Linked DNA regions of Homo sapiens: region 1 is linked to region 2. A link is a contact called in ENCODE Hi-C or POLR2A ChIA-PET data. All regions are on one chromosome and are shown on one strand. The core of a region is the stretch at or near the end of the contact, and the rest is flanking DNA. Distances in the headings are between cores, read along the strand shown. Region 1 holds the start of LINC02689 (long intergenic non-protein coding RNA 2689). Region 2 holds the start of BRSK2 (BR serine/threonine kinase 2).

What was found. Hi-C counts contacts between places; a loop is a spot of excess contacts on that map. ChIA-PET counts read pairs that join two places held with the same protein, here RNA polymerase II (POLR2A). Pooled maps may share reads with other maps.
Region 1: POLR2A ChIA-PET joins it to region 2 with 27 read pairs in WTC11. The contact joins the promoter of LINC02689 here to the promoter of BRSK2 in region 2. A Hi-C loop is called at or near these places in 4 of 168 maps with a recorded cell type or tissue (CD4-positive, alpha-beta T cell, dorsolateral prefrontal cortex, heart left ventricle and 1 more), 1 of 37 single-sample maps with no recorded cell type and 5 of 50 pooled maps. POLR2A ChIA-PET finds 5 or more read pairs at or near these places in 9 of 52 experiments (A549, Caco-2, H1 and 5 more).

Annotation. Positions count from the first base shown.
Region 1 is chr11:1,349,032-1,354,770 of GRCh38, reverse strand. It overlaps LINC02689 (long intergenic non-protein coding RNA 2689), which reads right to left and starts at 4,464. Exons shown (of 5, transcript XR_930972.2): 1 at 4,009-4,464. RefSeq lists enhancers at 617-1,364, 5,645-5,739.
Region 2 is chr11:1,386,030-1,392,341 of GRCh38, reverse strand. It overlaps BRSK2 (BR serine/threonine kinase 2), which reads right to left and starts at 2,408. Exons shown (of 20, transcript NM_001256627.2): 1 at 1,967-2,408. The coding sequence starts at 2,057. RefSeq lists a silencer at 2,642-3,011.

The DNA of each region.
Region 1 (5,739 bases), core at 3,215-5,714, 40 kb after region 2:
GAAACAAAACCCTGGCTGGAGGCACTGGCCAATTTCCGTGGTGTAAACATTCCCACCATGGCCGACGCCCAAACCACCCACCTGAGGGGGCTGACAGAGCAGACACATAGCACCGGCCTCCCAGCTGGCAGGGGCCGGCCCCCAGCACACATCGTGAAGGACACACAGCACCAGCCCCCAGCGCACACCATGAAGGACACACAGCACTGGCCCCCAGTGCACACCATGAAGGACACACAGCACTGGCCTCCCAGCTGGCAGTGGCCGGTCCCCAGTGCACGTCGCGAAGGACACACAGCACTGGCCTCCCAGCTGGCAGGGGCCGGCCCCTAGCGCACGTCGCGAAGGACACACAGCACACCTCCCTGAGCTGGAGCCAGCAGGCAAGGGTCACGTCTCTACAATCAGGGAGAAGAACAGAGAGGCTGCTGTGGGAACCCAGCAGGCATCCGGCTCACCGGCACACCCGGAAGCTCGTGTGGAGCAGGGCCGGGCACGTGCAGGCTGTGCCCACCCTCGCACTCACGTTCACGTCTGGAAGGCAGAGAACGGCCCAGCAGGGCAGCAGGCAGGTGGTGAAGGATGCACCTATGGTGATGGCTTAGACAGGAACTGGAGGGGCAGGCCCTGCCGCTTTTGTGGCCAGGATCTCCCCAGTCTCTGCCACTCCGGCCGCCACAGCAAAACACCCCCGTCGGCGGCTTCAAGCAACCGACATTTAGCTCACAGCTCTGGAGACTGTGAGTCTAACAGGCCCCGGCAGACTGTGGTTCACAGCCAGCGCCTCCTGGCCACATCCGAACGTAATGAAGCGGTGAGGGGCTCTCTGAGGTCCCTTTTGTCTGGGCACTAATCCATTTACGAGGCCGACCCTCACGGCCAGACCCGCCCAAAGGCCCCTCCTCCCAATAGCATCACCTTGGCAGTGAAGGTTTCAACAGAAGAATTTCTGGGGATAGACGTTCGGGCCATGGTGACCTCTCTGGGGGTGCCCCTCAGTGTGAGAAGGACGGAGAGAAGGCGCCGGCTCCACAGGTAGCTGCGGATTCACATTCCAGGCGGAGGTGCTGGGGCAGAGGCAGGGACGGGTGTCTGGGTGTGATCTAGATCCTGAAGGGAGGCCCGGGGGCCAAGCAAGGCGGCTGGAGCGGCCCCAGCACCATGGAGGCCACTCACTCACAGGCTCTCAGAGGCATTGGGCTTGATGCCCCCCAGGCTGTCCTGTGGGTCGGGCACCGCAGTAGGGCTGGGAAGACCAGGCCTGGCCCTGGCCGGCCCAAAGCAGGAAAATGGGTCGGCAGGTGGAACGTTTGCCCTTTGAGGGAACTGGGGCTGAGGTAGGCAGGGAGGTGGCACTCTGCTCCGTGGGCTGGAAAGAGCCCTGGGAAAGGGGGAGAAGAGCCACGTGCAGCCACGGCCATGCTGAGTCCAGACCCAGGACCAGCAGGGGTGGCTGAGGAAATGAGATGCAGAGAGGTGGTCATATAGTGACTAGAGGAGGGGGTGGTCTTGGATGGGGCGTCTTGGATGCAGGGTCTTGGATGGTGGGTGTAGACACATTTTTTGAGACAATTTGCTATGAATAGAAGAAAATTAGGGAGTTGCTAGAGGGGTTCCATGTTCCAGGAGGCACTGTGACAGGCAAGAGGGGGTGGGGGACCTGGTGTAGGCCTGGGAGGGGAGTCGGCGGGGATGAGGGGTAGGGGATGGGGGTCCAGGTGTGAGGCCTGGGAGGGGAGTCGGTGGGGATGAGGGTGAGGGTGGGGGTCCAGGTGTGAGGCCTGGGAGGGGAGTCAGTGGGGATGAGGGGTGAGGGTGGGGGTCCAGGTGTGAGGCCTGGGAGGGGAGTCATTGGGGGTGGGGGTCCAGGTGTGAGGCCTGGGAGGGGAGTCGGTGGGGATGAGGGGTGGGGGTGGGGGTCCAGGTGTGAGGCCTGGGATGGAAGTTGGTGGGGGTGGGGGGTGGGGGGTCCAGGTGTGAGGCCTGGGAAGGGAGTCAGTGGGGATGAGGGGTGGGGGGTGGGGGGTCGAGGTGTGAGGCCTGGGAGGGGAGTTGGTGGGGGTGGGGGTCCAGGTGTGAGGCCTGGGATGGAAGTTGGTGGGGGTGGGGGGTCCAGGTGTGAGGCCTGGGAGGGGAGTTGGTGGGGGTGGGGGTCCAGGCATGGGGCCTGGGAGGGGAGTCAGTGGGGGTGGGGGTCCAGGTGTAAGGCCTGGGAGGGGAGTTGGTGGGTGTGGGGTTCCAGGTGTGAGGCCTGGAAGGGGAATTGGTGGGGGCAGGGGTCTAGGTGGGAGGCCTAGAAGGGGAGTGGGTGGGGGTCCGGGTGTGAGGCCTGGGAGGGGAGTTGGTGGGGGTGGGGGGTCCAGGTGTGAGGCCTGGGAGGGGAGTTGGTGGGGGTGGGGGGTCCAGGTATGAGGCCTGGGAGGGGAGTTGGTGGGGGTGGGGGGTCCAGGTATGAGGCCTGGGAGGGGAGTTGGTGGGGGTGGGGGTCCAGGTGTGAGGCCTGGGATGGAAGTTGGTGGGGGTGGGGGGTCCAGGTGTGAGGCCTGGGAGGGGAGTTGGTGGGGGTGGGGGTCCAGGCATGGGGCCTGGGAGGGGAGTCAGTGGGGGTGGGGGTCCAGGTGTAAGGCCTGGGAGGGGAGTTGGTGGGTGTGGGGTTCCAGGTGTGAGGCCTGGAAGGGGAATTGGTGGGGGCAGGGGTCTAGGTGGGAGGCCTAGAAGGGGAGTGGGTGGGGGTCCGGGTGTGAGGCCTGGGAGGGGAGTTGGTGGGGGTGGGGGGTCCAGGTATGAGGCCTGGGAGGGGAGTTGGTGGGGGTCCAGGCATGGGGCCTGGGAGGGGAGTCAGTGGGGGTGGGGGTCCAGGTGTGAGGCCTGGAAGGGGAATTGGTGGGGGCAGGGGTCTAGGTGGGAGGCCTAGGAGGGGAGTGGGGGTCTGGGTGGGAGGCCTGGGAGGGGAGTTGGTGGGGGTGGGGGGTCCAGGTGTGAGACCTGGGAGAAAAGCTAGCAGAGGCAGAGGGTTTAATCCACCCACCTCGCAAGAGTGTCAGGAACAACAGGTCATTTCTCAAAGGCAGTGAGGCATAGAGGTTGGAGATCAGACCTCACATCACACTGAGGGTGATCCCGGTAATTACAAATTACATTTGCAACAGATCAGTACACAGAGAACATTTAAATAGAACATAATTAGTACGCTCAGAAAAATCGGTAAAACACATAATTAGTAAGCTCAGAAAAATGGTAAAACACAGAAATACTAATGAAAACAAACACATCTGCATATTCCAGTGCGGCCGAGCTTCTGTGAGAGACCCGTTGCCGTTCGCAAGTCCGAGGTGATTCAACCTTTTAAAGCCAAGGTCAGCGTGATTCTTCCAGGATAATGAGAACATCGACACCATTTGACTCAGGATTATAGTTTCTGGGCCAAATTTTAAGGAAACAATCCCTAAGGAGAAACAATTGTTTTCTCCTTTCCATGTTAGAGTGTTAGCTCTAAGAGTCAATATTACTAGCCTAAGAGTCAATATTACTAGCCTGGGTGCAGTGGCTCACACCTGTAATCCCAGCACTTTGGGAGGCCGAGGCAGGCGGATCGCCTGAGGTTGGGAGTTTGAGACCAGCCTGGACAACATGGTGAAACCCCGTATCCACTAAAAGTTAAAAAAAAAGTAGCTGTGTGCATTGGTGTGTTCCTGTAGTCCCAGCTACTTGGGAGGTTGAGGCAGGAGAATCACTTGAACCCGGGAGGCAGAGGTTGCAGTGAGCTGAGATCACACTACTGCACTCCAGCCTGGGCAACAGAGCATGACTATCTCAAAAAAAAAAAAAAAAGAAAAAGAAAACAAATGAGAGTAAACATGATTGGAAATCACTCAAGTGTCCACAGTAAAAGAATGGTTGGGCAGATTACGGTACATTCACTTAAAATCCTATGCCATTGGGGATATATTGTCATAATGCCGAAGGGAAAATGAAAAATTACAGTGGCCAGCGTTTTACGACACTCACCATGGGTCAAGAATGCTCCGTGTTGAACTCATTTAATCTTCACAAAGGTCCAAGGAGTAGCTTTGATCGGTCCCCACCTTTATGAATCAGGAAATGAAATCTCGTGCCCACAGTCACACAGCCCGTGAGCTGCAGATCCCAGGCCCACCCTCCCTGGCCTCTTGTGGTCCCAGCCTTGGGGTCAACTCTCTCCCACGCAGCTGGAAGGCTCGAGAACGGAGAACTCTTCAGAAAACTGTTTCCTGGGCAGAGAAGGGCCAGCTGGAGGGAGAGGAGCCCAGGGGAGCTGACCAAGACCACACGTCTGGGGTGTCGCTGCCTGGTTTACACCTGGTCCTATGGGTGGGGCGGGTACCAGAGGGTTTGAGCCTGACCGGTCAGGTGGGCCTGGCTGGGTGGTGTCCACTGCTGTGGGGGCCTCCACGTGGGAGGAGAAATTCCCAGAGCCAAAGAGGAGTGTGGTCCCAGAGCACGGCTCCCGGGCGCCAACCTTGGGGGAAGCGGAGGAGGCTCCCAGGCCAACCCTGGGGGAGGTGGAGGAGGCATGGGGAGAGGGTTGGGCAGCAGTGCAGGGAGGGTTGTCAGAGCCAGGGCGGGGCGGCCTCGCCCTCCCACATCAGCCTCGCTGCCTGCCGGGGGTCAGGGCGCCAGGGCCTCTCCTGGGGCTACGACTGCACCCGGAGCCGTCAGATTCTCCCAGGCAGAGGAGCCAGGTCCAGGACCCTCTCATTCTGCAGGGCTCTGCGGAGCATGGGGGCAGGTAGGGGAGGGCAGCAGGACCCTCAGAAATGGACGGACTCGGGCTGGACCCGTAAGATGTGGCTGCACCCAGGCTGAAGCCAGCTGTGCTCTGGGAACAGCTGGGGAAAGGAGCTGTGTCCCCCGGGGCCATCGTTCCCTCTGTCGGGGGCTTTGACTGCCGGAGAAGAGGGAAGGGAGGAGTTATCCGGCAGGACCAGGGTGGGCACAGGTGGCCTCTGAGACCCTGTCTTTGTGCGTTGCTCTCCATGCAGCGACGTGGCTGGAAAACCAGAGCCCTCGCCAGGAGAGAGTGAGGCTTGACAGACAGCGCCTCTCCCTCCGCAGGGCACCGGCCCTGAGATGGTACAGGAGCAAATCTACCCACTGGGCCCCAGGCTGGCCGCCGCATAGGAGGGGCTGGGTCGGCCGAGACGTCTCAGAGGGAAGCTGGAGTCCCCGGAAGGTTCTGGTCCAGAGGCCCAGTGGAGGGACACACAGACCCACCCCCGAGAGCACTGAATTTGGGTCAGCGCCTGGGCCATCTGCAGCCCCGAAGCCCACACCCTGGGGTCTCCAAGCCCCCCCCAGCACAGGCTAGCGGCTCCAGGCAGAGGCTTTTCTTCCTGAGGGGTGTCTACCCGGCCCCCCGGCCTGCAGGGCAGAGTCACAGCGCAGGGCTGGCAGGCCTGGCAGGGAGGACAAAGGGACAGAGGCCGAGTCAAGACGTTGTGTCTCCCGAGCAGACGGAGCAGGTGGGGCCTCAGGCCTCCAGGGCCGCAGGAGTCATCCATCAAACTGAGTGCCCCTCATTGAAATTCTAACGGCAATGCGGCCACAGGCAGGGCTCCTCCAGGGCATGCCCTCCCTGCCTGCCTGGTGCTCCTGAGAGCCAGACCCAGGTCACAAGGTCATGAGGCCGCACGCAGAGGCCATCCCCGGGGAGCTCCGGGTGGGCGCCCTGCATGGCCTTCCTGAGGACCACACGCCCCT
Region 2 (6,312 bases), core at 1,159-3,658:
AAGCGTTCTCAACGGCAGGATCAGATCGTCCTCGGGTGGTGGCGGCCAGAAGCCCAGCCTCCCGTTCTCCCACGGAGGTCTCCTGGCAGGAAGCCTATCTCCCTCTTGAGCTTGGGACCTGGCAGCTCTCCTGGCATCTGGTGCCAAGTGGCCCAGCACACACACTCCAGGCCCCATGTCCACCCAACTCCTGGTGACCCTTCAGCAGCAGCAACAGAAGACGCACAGAAATGGTGGCCTTCTCCAGGGCCCTCCCGGTGACACGCTTGCGCTCTGCCCGTCATAACTCGGGAGAGAGGGGCCGCTTTGTGCCCCCCCTCGAGCTGTTTTCTAAATATCTCTCTCAGCACGTTGTAGACACACACAGCCCATCCTTTTGTATTCATTACTGTTAATTACAGTGGAAACCTCCCGTAATTAACTGCCGCCAGCAGAATGCCATGAAGAGTGGAGACCAGCCCCTACCCACCGAGGCCGCGCACAGCACATAACTCATCGTGTCTTCATTTACACGCAGATGTTTCCTTATAATAACATTTTATTGGGACCGTAATTGGATTATCTCACTGACTCCTGCATCCTGCTGCCCTGGGCCCCTCCTTCACCACGGATTTCACACACTAGTTTTTCTTTCCGGGAAAGACGAGAATTTTGAACTCAGGTGACATGGGCTGAATGCCACCTCCTTCTCCAACCCAGGCTGCACCACCCCACCTGCCCAGGTCCTGCCCTGTGGCCAGGGGCCCTTCCGTGCCGTGGCGGGTGGCGGAAGGCTGTGCACCCAAGGTGAGGCAGCTCCCCTGAACCCCTCAGTCTAAACCCCTTCCTGCAGCTCTGCCGTAGTTACATCACAGCCACGGCCCTCCCCCAAGAGCCTGGGCCTGGCCCACTTTCTTTCCCCAACGCCACCTCCCAGCTCCTCCTCTGTGCAGCCGTGAGGGGCTGAGCCTCCACCCTGCACCAGCGCTCTCCTCCTCCTTCCCTCCACCCCTGCCCGCCCGGGTCTAAGGAACTTCTCGGATTGGAAGGGAGAGGCAGTGCCGTGGGACCTCGGGGACACCAAGAGACAGGCCGGTCCTGAGAGAAGAAAGAAAATGGCTGAGCCCCAGCCTCCACAAAGGCGACTCTGTGAATGTGCCTGACCAGATGAAGGGCTAGCCAAACCCAGCGGGCCGGGGAGAGTTGGCCACATGCGAGGGTAGCTGGGTTGCCTCTGGCCTGGGTTCGGCCCCGCAGGGACCCGGCCTGTTCCCTAGAATGACAGCCAGGCCCCACCGGGAAGCCCCCTCCACCGGCAGGCCGCGGGGCTGCTCCACGGGTCAGGTCCCACGCACTTCTGGTCCCAGCACCAATGGCCTCTCCCTGCCCCGTGGGAATGCAGGTCACAGACGCTCCGCCCGCCCGAGCCCGAGCCGGAGCAGCGCAAGGCGCTGTCCAGCCCTCTGCAGGTCCCCGCACTCTCCCGCCCCCACCGCGGAGGGAGATCGGGCCTGCCCGGAGGCCCCGGTGGCCGGCGCGCGGAGGTGGGAGTCCCGCCGGGGGCGCAGCTGCTCGGGCAGCACGCCTATTAGCGCGGCCGCGGCAGACGGCAGATGGGCGCCCGCGCGGCCCCCTCCTCCCGCGGCACAATGGGCCCGGTCGCTGGGGCGCACAATGCGGCCCGGGCCGCGCACCTGCAGCGGGGCCCGAGGGGCGCCGTCCCGTGCGCCCCTGTCCGCCTGCGCGCCCCGCGCCGCGCCGCGTGTCCTTGGGCCGCGCCCGGCCGACCGCAGCCAAGCGGCCTGCGGGATCCGCGGCGGAACCGGGGCGCACGAGCGGACGGGGGCGCACGGGCCGCCCATTGTTCGCGGCCGGGGCCCGGGCCGGGCCTGCGGCTTCGCGGCCGGGGCCTCCCTCGGGCGCCCCCCACCCAGCGCGCTGCCAGCGCGGCCTCCCCGGCCCCGGTCCCCGCCCCGGCCGCACGCACCTGTCTGCCCCTTGCCCAGCGTCTTCTCCAGCCGGTAGGGCCCAACATACTGCGCGTGCTGCGCGCCGCCGTCCTTCCCCGTCGATGTCATCGCTCTGGGGCCCGGCGCCGGCCAGGGGCGCCCGGGCGCGCGGGCAGGGAGGGGCCGCCCAGCGTCCGCCCGCGTCCGCCGAGTGCCGTCCGCGCCGACCCGGCCGGGGCGCCCCCGCGGGCCCCGCTGCTTCGCGCCGCCCGCGTCCGCCCGCGCCGCCGCCCCCCGCGTCCACTCCGACGCGGCAGTCCGAGGCCTGGCCCGCGGCGACGCCTCCGCCTCGTCGAGAGGACAGGGCGGGCGGGGGCACCTGGCTTCCGCCGCCGCCGCCGCCGCCGCCGCCGAGGCCCGCGCCCCGCGCCCCGCGCCCCCAGCGCACGCCCGTCAGCGGCCGCGCAGCCGAGCCGAGCCGAGCCGAGCCGAGCCGTGCAGCTGAGCCGAACAGCCGAGCCCAGCAGCCGAGCCGAGCCGAACAGAGCCGAGACGAGCCGAGCCGCGCAGCTGAGCCGAACAGCCGAGCCCAGCAGCCGAGCCGAGCCGAACAGAGCCGAGCCGCGCAGCCGAGCCATGTAGCCAAGCCGAACAGCCGAGCCCTGTAGCCAAGCCGAACAGCCGAGCCGAACAGCGGAGTCGAGCGCAGCTGAGGGGAGCCGAGCCGGGCCGCGCAACGGAGCCGAGTCGACACGAGCCTGTACGAACGCAGCGGGATGCCGTGGCGGCGGCAAGCGGTGCCCGCGCCGGCCAATCAGCGCCTCCCCACCCCGCCCCGCCGCTACGAGCGCTCGGGGAGACTCTAGGGGGCGAGGCGAGGCCAGGGCGAGGCCGGGACCTGGGAGCCTCCAGCCCGCCGGCTGCCACGTCCGGTCCCACCAGGCAGCAGAGCTCCCGCTGCCGCCCGACCCGCCATTAAGGCGCATCCCGGGACGGAGCAGGCAGTGGGCCCATGGCGAGGGGGTGCAGATGGCTGCCCTGGACGGGGGTTTTACCCTGCAGGGCGTGACCCCGGGTGTCCCAAAGAGTTTCCCGCCCCTCGAGGGGGTGCTGCACGCGCGGGGGATGGGGATGCTGCCCTGGAGGGGGGCGAGTGTTGCATGCGGGGCGGGAGTGCTGTACTGGGGAGAGGTGCTGTATTCGGGGCAGGGGTGCTGCACACATGGGGGGTGCTGCACGCCAGCGAGGGGCATGCTGCGCTGGAGGGGGCGGGTGTTGCATGCAGGGCGCGGATGCGGCACACGTGGCGGGGGGGCTGCATGGGAGTCTGTGGGGCTACTGCACGCGGGCGTTGTCCAAGCAGAGATTGTGCACCCCCAGGGAGGACGTGGCCCTCCGCCTCCGCTCCCGAGGGAGAAGCGGCGGTTTTCCCAGTTATGCCACAGTGACCTGCGCGGCGCGGAGTCAAGGAACTCACCTGGGATCCGGCCGCAGCGCCCTGGCGCCTCCCGGCCCTTGCTACCGACCCCTCTTTCAGGTTGAGCAGCTGGGCAGGGGTTGCCGGGAGCAGCCTTTGGAGGTCTAAACACAGGCAGCCGAAGAGGCAGCCAGACCTGGACGGACCCTCTGTTTCTTTGCAGAAAAACACTGGTATTTCCTTAAGCCCGTGCTGCAGAAGGTGGTGGGAGGGGAGAGGTGAGGGAGACCCGGAACGCTGCAGAAGTGGGGGTCCCAGATCTTGCCCGTGTATGGTCTGCGGGCAACGTTTCCCCTGCGGGCTCTGCCACACACTGCTGCTGACCGTGGTCCGCTCCCCACGCTGGTAAGCCCGTATGAGCTCAGGAAACTGCGGGGTCTTCCCAGTGCGCCCTCCTGCTCTTTGGGCTGTCTGTATTTCCAGCTGGGGAGGGGAGTGGGCCCCAAAGCACCTGTCCACTCTCGGCCTGCACCCGCCCGCCCTGCTTCCCTTCAAATGCTGTGGACTAAGGGTCCTCCCTACCCAATTCTGGGGCCTCTGAGCATGAGCAATCAGGGCCCCACCAGTGGGGGCAGGGGAGGGGGGCTGAGAGCATGGGACAGAGGCAGAGGGCACTCCCCTTTCCCCCGCTGCTGCTGCTGTGAGTGGGGACAGCAGACATTTTTAGCTGAATGTAGACTGGGACCTCCAGCTGGAGAAACTGTCAAGCAGTGAGGTCTGGCTGGAGGCTGACTGGGAGTGGTCTGGTCCAGGTGCCAACAGAGGCCGAGGGTGTGCAGGAGACCAGGAGAGGGCGTCAGGCCACAGCCAGAGGGCAGGGGCACTTGACCTGAGATGCCCTCTCTCTGCTGCCATGGTCACCTGGCCTCCCAGGCTGCAGCAGAGTCAGACGCACCTTTGTGACATCCTCAGCAGCATTTTGCCCTATTGACCGTTTGCATCCGGCTACTCCAGTGGCCAAAATTCTTGCTTTCTTCCTTCCCACCTCCTTGCCAGCCTGCATCCCTCTCCCAACCCTCACTGCAGCCCTGAGGCCTTTTCTTCCCTGTCTGTGTCTGAGCAGCCTATGCCATTGGTGGCCTCTGGGGCTCAGTCTGGGGCCTCTCTTCTGGCTCCCTGCCTGTCCTCCGGGCGCAAGAGGCTAGTCAGCCTTCAGCCTCTTGAGTGCCTATCCTCAAATCGCCCTCCCAGCCTCCCTTGGCCCTGCTGTCCCCTCTTGAAGGTGCTGCACAAAACCCCAGACTCAACGCCTTCTCCATAGCACGCCGCGCCCTCCCTGCTGCCATCTTTGTGGGGATCAACAGGATGACTGCCCTTCCTTCCAGCGGGCCTGGTACTGGGGTGCCCCAGGAGAGGGTGTACCAGGGTGTGGCCAGCCAGTAGATGCCCACGACTGTGATGCCACAGCCCTCGGTCCCCCTCTGTCGCGTGTAAGGTGGGAGCAGGAGCCCCAAAGGAGCCAGGGCTCTCGAGCACGAAGGTCTGTTGCCGGAGTTAGGAAAGGGCCCAGTCTCACAAAGACGTCCAGGCCAAGACTCACCAGTGGAGCCCACCAAACACTAATGGAGGAAAAGCACCCCGCTACACAGACACTTCCAGGACACAGAGGAAGACGGGCCATGTCCCAGCTCCTCTGTGAAACTGTCATCACCCTGGTGCCAAAACCATGCAAGGACATGACAAGAAAATTAAAGTCCACTCAGGAGCCTAGACACAAAAATCCCTTAACAAAACATCAAATCAATTCCAGCAATATATAAAGAGAACACATATGACCTTGTGGAGCGTACCCGGGAATGCAAAGTTAGTTTAACATTTCAAAATCAATTGTCATTCACTATTAGCAGACCAACACAGAAAAACCACACGGTCATTTCCACAGATGCAAGGAAAGCATTCAACAAAATTCAGCACTCATTCACGACAAAGGCTCTCAGTAAACCAGGAGGAGAAGATTCGAATCTATTCTGCTCCTGCACTCCCAACCCAACAAAGGGAAACTACAAAAACCCACAGCTAATGTCAGGCTTAGTGGTGAGAAACTGAAAGCTTTTCCTTGGGTCAGGGATGGGGCAAGGTTGTCCATCATCATCATTTATTTCAGTGTCGTGCCAGAGTACATGCCGAAGTAATGAGGCAAGGAAGACAAAATTTGTACCAGTTGAAAAGGAAATTTTTTATTATTATTATTATTTTTTTTTTTTTTTTGAGATGGAGTCTTGCTCTGTCGCCCAGGCTGGAGTGCAATGGCCCGATCTCGGCTGACTGCAAGCTCCGCCTCCCGGGTTCACGTCATTCTCCTGCCTCAGCCTCCCAAGTAGCTGGGACTACAGGTGCCCGCCACCACGCCCGGCTAATTTTTTTTTATTTTTAGTAGAGGCGGGGTTTCACCGTGTTAGCCAGGATGGTCTCGATCTCCTGACCTCATGATCCACCCGCCTCGGCCTCCCAAAGTGCTGGGATTACAGGCGTGAGCCACCGTGCCCAGCCAAAAAGGAAATTTTAGGTGATCTTTATTAGAAGATAACATTAATGGCCGGGCACGGTGGCTCACGTCTGTAATCCCAGCACTTTGGGAGGCTGAGGCGGGCAGATCACCTGAGGTCAGGAGTTCGAGACCAGCCTGGCCAACCTGGTGAAACCCTGTCTCTACTAAAAATACAAAAATTAGCTGGGTTTGGTGATGGGCACCTGTAATCCCAGCTACTCAGGAGGCTCAGGCAGGAGAATCGCTTGAACCCACGAGGCAGAGTTTGCAGTGAGCCGAGATCATGCCATTGCACTCCAGCCTGGGCAACAAGAGCAAAACTCCATGTCAGAAAGTAAAACAAGAAGATAACATTATTGTCTGCAGAAAATTCTAAGCTACAAACTGGTACTAAAACGAATAAGTAAGTTTACCAAAGC